2 separate regions of the Homo sapiens genome follow, and region 1 is linked to region 2. A link is a contact called in ENCODE Hi-C or POLR2A ChIA-PET data. All regions are on one chromosome and are shown on one strand. The core of a region is the stretch at or near the end of the contact, and the rest is flanking DNA. Distances in the headings are between cores, read along the strand shown.

Evidence for each region. Hi-C counts contacts between places; a loop is a spot of excess contacts on that map. ChIA-PET counts read pairs that join two places held with the same protein, here RNA polymerase II (POLR2A). Pooled maps may share reads with other maps.
Region 1: a loop to region 2 is called in a pooled map, with 4 times the contacts of the local background. The contact joins two enhancer-like sites. A Hi-C loop is called at or near these places in 1 of 50 pooled maps. POLR2A ChIA-PET finds 5 or more read pairs at or near these places in 2 of 52 experiments (activated T-cell and naive thymus-derived CD8-positive, alpha-beta T cell).

Annotation. Positions count from the first base shown.
Region 1 is chr19:2,678,202-2,683,293 of GRCh38, reverse strand. All of the region lies in intron 1 of GNG7 (G protein subunit gamma 7), which reads left to right. Among named protein-coding and RNA genes, the nearest start is that of GNG7, 22 kb to the left of the region's middle. RefSeq lists a silencer at 5,064-5,092. Within about 2 kb of position 1,678, at least 5 of the 41 ENCODE cell types and tissues checked have a DNase peak (open chromatin) inside an H3K27ac peak, as active enhancers do.
Region 2 is chr19:1,927,731-1,932,629 of GRCh38, reverse strand. No RefSeq gene overlaps it. Among named protein-coding and RNA genes, the nearest start is that of CSNK1G2, 11 kb to the left of the region's middle. RefSeq lists enhancers at 2,799-2,888, 2,987-3,869 and a silencer at 2,986-3,280. Within about 2 kb of position 3,134, at least 2 of the 41 ENCODE cell types and tissues checked have a DNase peak (open chromatin) inside an H3K27ac peak, as active enhancers do.

The DNA.
Region 1 (5,092 bases), core at 429-2,928, 750 kb before region 2:
CACCCAGGCTGGCCTAGGGCAACATAGTGAGAACCCATCTCTATTTTTTTTTTTTGAGACGGAGTCTTTCTCTGTCGCCCAGGCTGGAGTGCAGTGGCACAATCTCGGCTCACTGCAACCTCTGCCTCCCGGGTTCAAGCGATTCTCGTGCCTCAGCGTCCCGAGTAGCTGGGATTACAGGCATGCGCCAGCACGCCCAGCTAATTTTTGTATTTTTACAAAATTTAAAGAGATGGGGTTTCACCACGTTGGCCAGGCTGGTCTCGATCTCCTGACCTCGTGATCTGCCCGCCTCGGACTCCCAAAGTGCTGGGATTACAGGCGTGAGCCACCGTGTCCTGCCGGGAGTCCTTATTCAGTGAGCCCAGGATGGAATCTTCTAGAATGCAGTAGACTGTTATTTGAATGCCTCCCTCACTCCTACAGTTGCAGCTGCAGGTTTCCGATTGCCCCTCACCCCAGCATTGCAGTTACCCCCAGAGCAACCCCTGGCAGCTCTTCTGAGGCTCTGTCTTCAGATGAGGAAACCAAGGCTCATGGCGTGGAGTGGGAGACTTCACCGGATGGGGTGGGAGCAGGGGCAGGGATGACCCCTGCCTCCCTGTAGCTCTTCTTTTTTTTTTTTTTTTTTTTTTTTTGAGATGGAGTCTCGCCCTGTTGCCCAGGCTGGAGTGCAGTGGTGTGATCTCTGCAACCTCCGTCTCCCGGGTTCAAGTGATTCTCCTGCCTCAGCCTCCTGAGTAGCTGGGACTACAGGTGCGTGCCACCACGCCTGGCCAATTTTTGTATTTCTAGTAGAGACGGGGTTTCGCTATGTTGGCCAGGCTGGTCTCGAACTCCTGACCTCGTGATCCGCCCGCCTTGGCCTCCCGAAATGCTGGGATGACAGGTGTGAGCCTCCGTGCCCAGCTCGCCCTGTAGCTCTTTTATGAGATGGCTCTGTCTGCATTTTGCACAAACTCTTTCATCTCCGTGATGGAACCAGCCACGTTTCCTTGCACATTTTTCCAGGTAAAACTCCGGCTTCCTTCTAGCTGTGGAGTTGATTATACCAGGACCCCTCATGTTAAAAACTATCAGCTTCAGGCCGGGCGCGGTGGCTCACGCCTGTAATCACAGCACTTTGGGAGGCCAAGGTGGGTGGATCACCTGAGGTGAGGAGTTCAAGACCAGCCTGGCCAACATAGTGAAACCCAGTCTCTGCTAAAAATACAAAATTAGCCGGGCGTGGTGGCGCGCGCCTGTAATCCCAGCTACTTGGGAGGCTGAGGCAGGAGAATCCCTTGAACCTGGGAGGCGGAGGTTGCAGTGAGCTGAGATTGCGCCACTGCACTCCAGCCTGGGCAACAGAGCAAGACTCCATCTCAAACAAAAACAAAGAAACAGAAACTATCAGTTTCACTTGAAAACATGCTCCGCATCAGTCCTCAGGGAAATGCAAATCAAAGCCATGGTGAGATACCACTTCACACCCAGTAGGATGGCTAGAATTAAAAAAACCAAAACAACAAACAATCACAAGGGCTCACGGGGAGGTAGAGACACGGGGATCCTCATGCGTCGCTGCTGGGAACATCATGTGGTACAGCTGCTCTGGAAACAGCCTGGCAGTTCCTGAAGTGGTTACATACAGTGTTTCCATATGACCCTGTGAGTTGACTCCTAGACGTACACCTAAGGGAAGTGAAAGCGTATGTCCACACAAACACTGCGCAAGAAGGATCTGGCCCGGTGATGTGGCTAATGCTAGTGATCCCAGCGCTTTGGGAGGCCGAGGTGGGAGGATCACTTGAGTCCAAGAGTTGGAGACCGGCTGGGTGAGGTTGCTCACGCCTGCAATCCCAGCACTTTGGGAGGCCGAGGCGGGCGGATCATGAGGTCAGGAGATCGAAGCCATCCTGACTAATATGGTGAAACCCCATCTCTACTAAAAGGACAAAAAATTAGCCGGGCGTGGTGGCGGGCGCCTGTAGTCCCAGCTACTCGGGAGGCTGAGGCAGGAGAATCGCTTGAACCTGGGAGGTGGAGGTTGCAGTGAGCCGAGATCGTGCCACTGCATTCCAGCCTGGGCAACAGAGCAAGACTCCGTCTCAAAAACAATAAAATAAAAAAAGTTGGTTGCTACAAAAAAAATAAAAATAAAAATTAGCCAGGCCTGCTGGGGCACACCTGTAGTCCCAGCTACTTGGGAGGGTTACACAGGAGGATCAAAGAAACAAAAACTGTCGGTTTCACTTCAAAACATGCTCCGCGTCAGTCCTCAGGGAAATGCAAATCAGAGCCATGGTGAGATACCACTTCACGCCCAGTAAGATGGCTAGAATTAAAAAACCAGAACAACAAACAATCACAAGGGCTCACGGGGAGGTAGGACATGGGGACCCTCATGCGAGCTCGGGAGACGAAGGTTGCAGTGAGCTGTGATCACACCACCGCACTCCAGCCTGAGCAACAGAGCAAGACCCTGTCTCAAAAAAGAAACGAATGAAGTCGGGAGTTCAAGACCAGCCTGACCAACATGGAGAAACCCCGCCTCTACTAAAATACAAAATTAGCCAGGCGTGGTGATGCATGCCTGTAATCCTAGCTACTTAGGAGGCTGAGGCAGGAGAATCTCTTGAACCCAGGAGGCGGAGGTTGCAGTGGGCTGAGATCTCACCATTGCATTCCAGCCTGGGCAACAAGAGGGAAACTCCATCTCAAAAAAAAAAAAAAAAAAAAATTGTAAATTTTGTGTTAAGTGTATTTTACTAAAAAACCCACTGTTAGTCTATGTGGTCACTTTTCAGAGCTTTTAATTTTTAATTTTAAAATGTTTTAATTTTTTAAAAAATAGAGACAGGTGGCTGGGCAAGGTGGCTCATGCCTGTAATCCCAGCACTTTGGGAGACCGAGGCGGGTGGATCACCTGAGGTCAGGAGTTTGAGACCAGCCTGGCCAAGATGGTGAAACCACATCTCTACTAAAAATACTAAAATTGGCCAGGCATGGTGGCGGGTGCCTGTTATCCCAGTTACTCGGGGAGGCTAAGGCAGAGAGAATCACTTGAACCTGGGAGGTGGAGGTTGTGGTGAGCCGAGATCGCACAACTGCACTCCAGCCTGGGCAACAGAGCGAGACTCTGTCTCAAAAAAAAAAAAAAAAAAAAAGAGACAAGGTCTTACTATGATGCCCAGGCTGCTCGAACTCCTGGGCTTAAGCGATCCTCCCTCCTCGGTCTCCCAAGATGCTGGGGTTACAGGCGTGAGCTGCCGTGCCTGGCTGACAGTCTTAGACTGTAAGAAGACGGTCCTGTTTTTCTCCCTGTGGGTTTCTCATCTTTCTCCACTGTGGGTCAAGCCTAATAGAGCTGTGGACACTGACTGGTTCTGTTTTAAGGGATTCTGGCATTGGATTTTGAGTTTCTTCACATCTGGGACTACTGAGCAGGTCATGTCTTTGATTTAGGTCTTGCCAAGCCCAGGTAATTTAGGAAGGTGCTACCTGGTGCCTGGAGTTAATACAATGAGTAAGGTGAAGATGCAGATGGGAATGCAAGGGGTTGAAAATTCTGTCCTGCTTTGAGGAAGTGGGACCTGGGGGAATAGGATATGTAAAAAGTGAAAGGTGGCGAATCATGGAGGGTTCTGGAATCTTCTGGAACCTTCTAGAAACTCCCAGAGCCTTCTAGAGTTTTCTGGAATGTAGGCATGGTGAGGCATTGGATTTAGAATGCCTACTTAGCCACCATGTGACTTTCTTTCTGTGTGAATTTTGAAGAAAACATGGAACCTTTCTGTTTCCTTGTGTGTCAGACAGGATAGGAATCACTCCCTAGGGTCATTGAAAAGATTGGGATGGACTACGAGGCTGTGACCTGGATGGGTGGTGGTCCTGGTTATCACTGTTATTGCTGGAATCACTGCTAATATTATTCAATATATTATGTATAAATATTAGTATTGGCTGGGTGTGGTGGCTCACACCTGTAATTCCAGCACTTTGGGAGGCTTAGGTGGGAGGATTGCTTGAGCCCTGGAGTTCGAGACCAGCCTGAGCAACATAGTGAGACTCTATCTCTACAAAATTTATTAAAAATTAGCCAGATATGGTGGTGCACACCTGTGGTCCCAGCTGCTTGGGAGGCTGAGGCAGGAGGATTGCTTGGAAGCCTAGGAAGTTGAGGCTGCAGTGAGCTATGATTGCACCACTGCATTCCAGCCTGGGCAACAGCAAGATCCCGTCTCAAAAAATTAGCATTGTACTATATGTTACTTATGTTGTTATTTTTCCTCACGGACACCATGGGCGTGGACCAAATTCAGAAAACGATGAAGTCTGTTCTTGGGGAGATGGGATAGGAGCTGTAGCTTGGCTGGGCTGGCTTAAGAATCAGGCTTGTCTGGAAATCGGAGGGACCGTCATGAGAAGCTGTTGGTTTCCGATCGTCGAAGGCTGCATGACGGAGGATGGGTTGGCTGGTGCAAAGGTCAGGGAAGGGATTCTGTTGGCATGGGGTGTAGACCTGGCGTTGAAGGCCACTCCTAGCTCTGAGAGCTGGGACCCCTTGAGAGAAGTAGTTACCAGGCTGGGGCTTGGCAGAATCAGGGTTGGAGGTGATGATCTTGGAGGCGCTGCCTGCTGCCCAGGACCCTCCGAGACTGGACACCTTATCTGATTCTTCTCCCTGTGTTGTGGATGGGGAAACTGAAACCGTATGCATTTATTACCCCATCCCAGGATTTGGTTCCTCCACCCATAATAGGTGACTGAGTTCAAAGAGCCAAGTGTGACCTGTGTACAGTGGGTGTGACCCACCTGCCCACTGTGTGGCAACCATGTCATCCCTGGAAGTTTGCATTCCGTGGCTTTTCCTCTGTTACTTTTTTGACTCCGTGCCCAAGCCCAGCAGCTTCTGAATCCAAAGCCTTGCTATGCCACAATACCTACTATATTTCAGAAAATTCTGGAAGTTTCCAGAAGCTTCTGGAAGATTCCAGAACATTCTACAAGTCACCTTTCACTTCTTGTATATCTCGCTCCCCCCAGGTTTTACTTCCTCAATGTAGCATGTGCCCTGAGATGGAAGTGACCACAGTCACACCCACTCTCT
Region 2 (4,899 bases), core at 1,885-4,384:
GCCCTGCTCCAGTGGTCCTCACCAACTACAACCGCCCTGCAGAGCCCCGCTGTGCCCTGCACCTGCTCCCCGGCCCTCATGCCGCTGCCAGGAGTGTCTGTGCTCATCTGTCTTCTCTCCCCTCCAGCCTGAGAAAGCTCCTTCTTCCCACCCCTTACCAGAAATATAAATTGGCCGGGCGCGGTGGCTCATGCCTGTAATCTCAGCACTTTGGGAGGCTGAGGCAGGCAGATCACGAGGTCAGGAGATCGAGGCCATCCTGGCTAACATGGTGAAACCCCGTCTCTACTAAAAATACAAAAAATTAGCCAGGCATGGTGGCGGGCGCCAGTAGTCTCAGGTACTTGGGAGGCTGAGGCAGGAGAATGGCGTGAACCCAGGAGGCAGAGCTTGCAGTGAGCCAAGATGGTGCCGCTGCACTCCAGCCTGGGTGACAGAGTGAGACTCCGTCTCAAAACAAAAAAAAAGAAAAAAAGAAATATAAATTTACTCCTTGCCCCTTCTGTGTTTCAAAGGAGGGTGGCTTTTCAAAGTCCCCACAATGGGGACAGCATTCGAGGCTGCCTCAATGGCTGGTTCCACTTCGCAGCCCCATCTATCCATCAGGACGCCCTCTGCACCCATACTGACTTGTTCCTTTCCAACCCACCCTGACCCTCCACCCATCTGAGCCTTGTCTGGCTTCTCTCAGCCCAACAGGTCTGGCAAAGCTCAGGCAGATGATCACCTCTTTTGGGAGGACTCCATGATACATCAGGCCAAATGAATCCAACCCACCAGCCTCTGGAACTGCTTTCGTCCATGTACTTATGTGTTCTGCCTTCCATGATGGATATTCATGGTCTGTCTGCCCCACTAGGCAGCAGCTCCTGAGGACAGGAACTAAACCTCTTTAAAATGCCTTCAAAAACCCTGCCATGCACCCTGATACAGCCCTAGTTAGTGTACATATTATTATCAGGTTTCTGAAGATAATCCAGGAACACCTATTGTATCAGTCAGCTACTGCTGCATAACAAATTATACCAAACTCAGTGGCCTAAAACAACACATGTCTTTGTGATATGACTGGTGAAATAAATTAAGCAAAAACAAATTATTATTTTTTTTAATAAAAAAGAAGAGGCTGGGAGCCATGGCTCATGCCTGTAATCCCAGCACTTTGGGAGGCTGAGGCAGGCAGATCACCTGAGGTCAGGGGTTTGAGACCAGCTTGGCCAATATGGTGAAACCCAATCTCTACTAAAAATACACAAAAATTAGCTGGGTGTGGTGGCGGGCGCCTGTAGTCCTGGCTACTTGGGCGGCTGAGGCAGGGAAATCTCTTGAACCTGGGAAGCAGAGGTTGCAGTGAACCGAGATCGCACCACTACACTCCAGCCTGGGCAAAGAGCAAGACTCCATCTCAAATAAATAAATAAATAAATAAATAAATAAAACAAAAATAAAATTAATAAATAAAACAACAGACATCTTATCAAGTTTCTGGGGCTCAGAAGACTGGAAATGACTCAACTGGGGGGCCAGGCATGGTGGCTCATGCCTGTAATCCCAGCACTTTGGGAGGCTGAGGCGGGTGAATCACCTGAGGTTGGGAGTTTGAGACCAGCCTGACCAGCAAGGAGAAACAGAAACCCTGTCTCTGCTAAAAATACAAAAGTTAGCTGGGCATGGTGGCACATGCCTGTAGTCCCAGCTACTCTGGAGGCTGAGGCAGGAGAATTGCTTGAACCCAGGAGGTGGTGGTTGTAGTGAGCCGAGATCACGCCACTGCACTCCAGCCTGGGCAACAAGAACAAAACTCCGTCTCAAAAAAAAAAAAAGAAAAGAAAAAAATGACTCAACTGGGTGGCTCACGCCTGTAGTCCCAGCACTTTGGGAGGCTGAGGCGGGTGGATCACTTGAAGCCAGGAGTTCGATACCAACCTGGCCAACATGGCAAAAACTAGTTTCTACTAAAAATATAAAAATTAGCTGGGTGTGGTTGGTGGCGTGCACCTGTAATCCCAGCTACTTGGGAGGCTGAGGCAAGAGGATCGCTTGAACCTGGGAGGTGGAGGTTGCAGTGAGCCGAGATTGTGCCACTGCACTCCAGTGTGGGCGACAGAGTGAGTCTCTCTGTCTGTCTCTCTCTCTCTCTCTCTCACACACACACACACACACACACACACACACACAGCTTGAGATTGTGCGTTCATGCTGGGAAATCGTGAGACATCCCAAACATCACATTCACCCTCCTAAATTGCTGTTGGAAGGCGATGGCTCCCTCATGTGGAAGAAGGATTTAGCAGTGGGGTTTGTGGAGGCGTAGGCAGGGTGAGGGGCAGCAACGCGGAATGACACAGCCCCTGGGGTTGGCAACAGTGGGCGCCTTACAGGTGGGGGATGGGCTGCAGAGAGGGACCCCCATGGACAGGCTGTCCTCTAGAGGGAGGAGGCCAGGGACCGACAATCGGCCTCACTTCCCCTCCCTCACTCTTCCTCCCTCACTCTCCCAGCCCCCTGCCCCCTGGTGCAAGTCCCCAGCTGGACCCCGCTGGGATGGAAGCTGAAGCCAGAGGGTTGAGGATCCGTCCCTGCAGTGCCCCCAGGCCTGGGTCCGGGCGTGGAGCTCAGTGGCAGGGGTGGAGGGGGAGCCTGGAGGGCCCAGCCCAATGAAGCCATCACAGTCACTCTTTTAGTGATGCCCACCCCGGGGACTCACCACCAGGGGCAGTAGCCATGGGGGGGGGCACACGATGCCCCCAGCTGCCCGCCAGGTCCCCCGCCATGCCTGCAGTTCCGTCTTCCTTTCCTCATTCCCTGGATCGCCCCTGTGACCCTGAAGGGGACGTGGCCACTCAGGAGCCACATCATGCCGGCTGCACCTTGTCCAGAGGCGGACACTCCCCATTTTTTTTCTTTTCTTTTCTTTTTTTTTTTTTTTTTTTGAGAAGGAGTTTCACTCTTGTCGCCCAGGCTGGAGTGCAATGGTGCGCTCTCAGCTCACTGCAACCTCTGCCTCCCGGCAGATTCTCCTGCCTCAGCCTCCCAAAGGGCTGAGATTACAGGCGTGACCCACCCCTGCGAGAGTTTCTATTAGAACCTGAAGCCCGGGAGCCAGGGCAGAGCCCGTCCGACTGGAGTCCGAGGTCGCCCTCTGGCGGCCGAGCGGAGGGCGGCGGGGTCGACCTCCGAAGGGAAGACGGGGCAGTGACTGGGGCGACAGTTTGCAGAAAGAGGGGCGTGATATTTAGGACGCACAGCAGAGGCTGCGGTCCCCGTCAGTACCCTGCAGCACCTGTCACTCCTGAACATGTAAACGCACACACGCATTCACACATGCAAACACGCATCGGTTTGCTAGGGCTGCCTTGACAGGTACCGCAGACCCGGCGGCGCAAACACCTGTTTATTCTCTCTCGGTTCTGGGGCTGCGAGTCCCAGACGAAGGTGTGAGCGACGCTGGATCCTTCTGAGCCCGAGTGGACTCTGTCCCAGGCCTCTCTTGGCGGTGACCGGCGTTCTTGGCTTGCGAAAGCTTCACCATGGTGTTCGTCCTGTGTGTGTCTGTGTCCCAAATTTCCCTTTTTTTTTTGTCTTGCTCTGTCACCCAGGCTGAAGTGCAGTGGTGTGATCTTGGCTCACTGCAACCTACACCTCCCGGTTCAAGCGATTCTCCCACCTCAGCCTCCCAAGTAGCTGGGATTACAGGTGTGCATCACCACGCCTGGCTAATTTTTTGTATTTTTAGTAGAGACGGAGTTTCACCATGTTGGCCAGGCTGGTCTTGAACTCCTGACCTCAGATAATCCACCCGCCTCGGTGTGCCAAAGTGCCGGGATTACAGACGTGAGCCACTGCACCTGGCTTTTTTTTTTTTTTTTTTTTTTTGAGATAGGGTCTCTCTCTGGCACCCAGGCTGGAGTGCAGTGGCGCCGTTAACAGCTCACTGCAGCCTCAATCTCCTGGACTCAAGCAATCCTCCCACCTCAGCCTCCTGAGTAGCTGGGAATGCACGCATGTGCCACCATGCCCTGACACTTTTTGTATTTTTTGTGGAAATGAGATCTTGCTATGTTGCCCAGACTGGTTTCAAACTCTTGGTCTCAAGCAATCCTCCCACCTCGGCCTCCTGAGTAGCTGGGACTACAGGCGCATGCCACCATACCTGGCTAATTTTAATTTTTTTTGTAGATATAGGGTCTCACTATGTTGCCAAGGCTGGTCTTGAACTCCTGGGCTCAAGCAATCCTCCTGCCTCTGCCTCCCAAATTGCTGGGATTACAGGTGAGAGCCACTGGGCCCAGCTCAAATTTCCTGTTTTATGTAAAGGACACCAGTCACACTGGATCAGTGCCCACCCTACTCCAGAATGAAGTCATCTTAACTATATAATTTCATCCTCAATGACCTTATTTCCAAGCAAAGTCACATTCTGAGGTCCTGGGGCTTAGGGTGTGAACATATGGGTATTGGGGAGGACCTAATTCAATCTGTAATAAAGCACAGACACTCATAGACACACAGATGCACATACACACACACACATACGATACACACGCAACACAAGCACAACACACACAGACCAGCATCTATGACTCTCTACCTGAGGGCGGAGCTAAGCCTCCCCAGCCCCCATACCATTTGCAGGGGAGTTGGAGGATAAATACCCCAGCTCCCTCACCTCCGGACGACAACCTGAGCCAGATCCTCAGAGGGACTGAGCTCCAGCAGCCTGGAGCTGTAACCTCCCTGTTCATGCCTCCCTATGGGCCACTCCCCATCCCCACACCCCTTCGGTACTTCCTGGGCTCACATCCTAGATAGACCATTTGCCCTCAATCTTTGTTGTGGTAAAACACCCTTTTGCGACAGAGCTGCTGAGCCATCCCTCTTGTCCTCTATGAAGCCAGA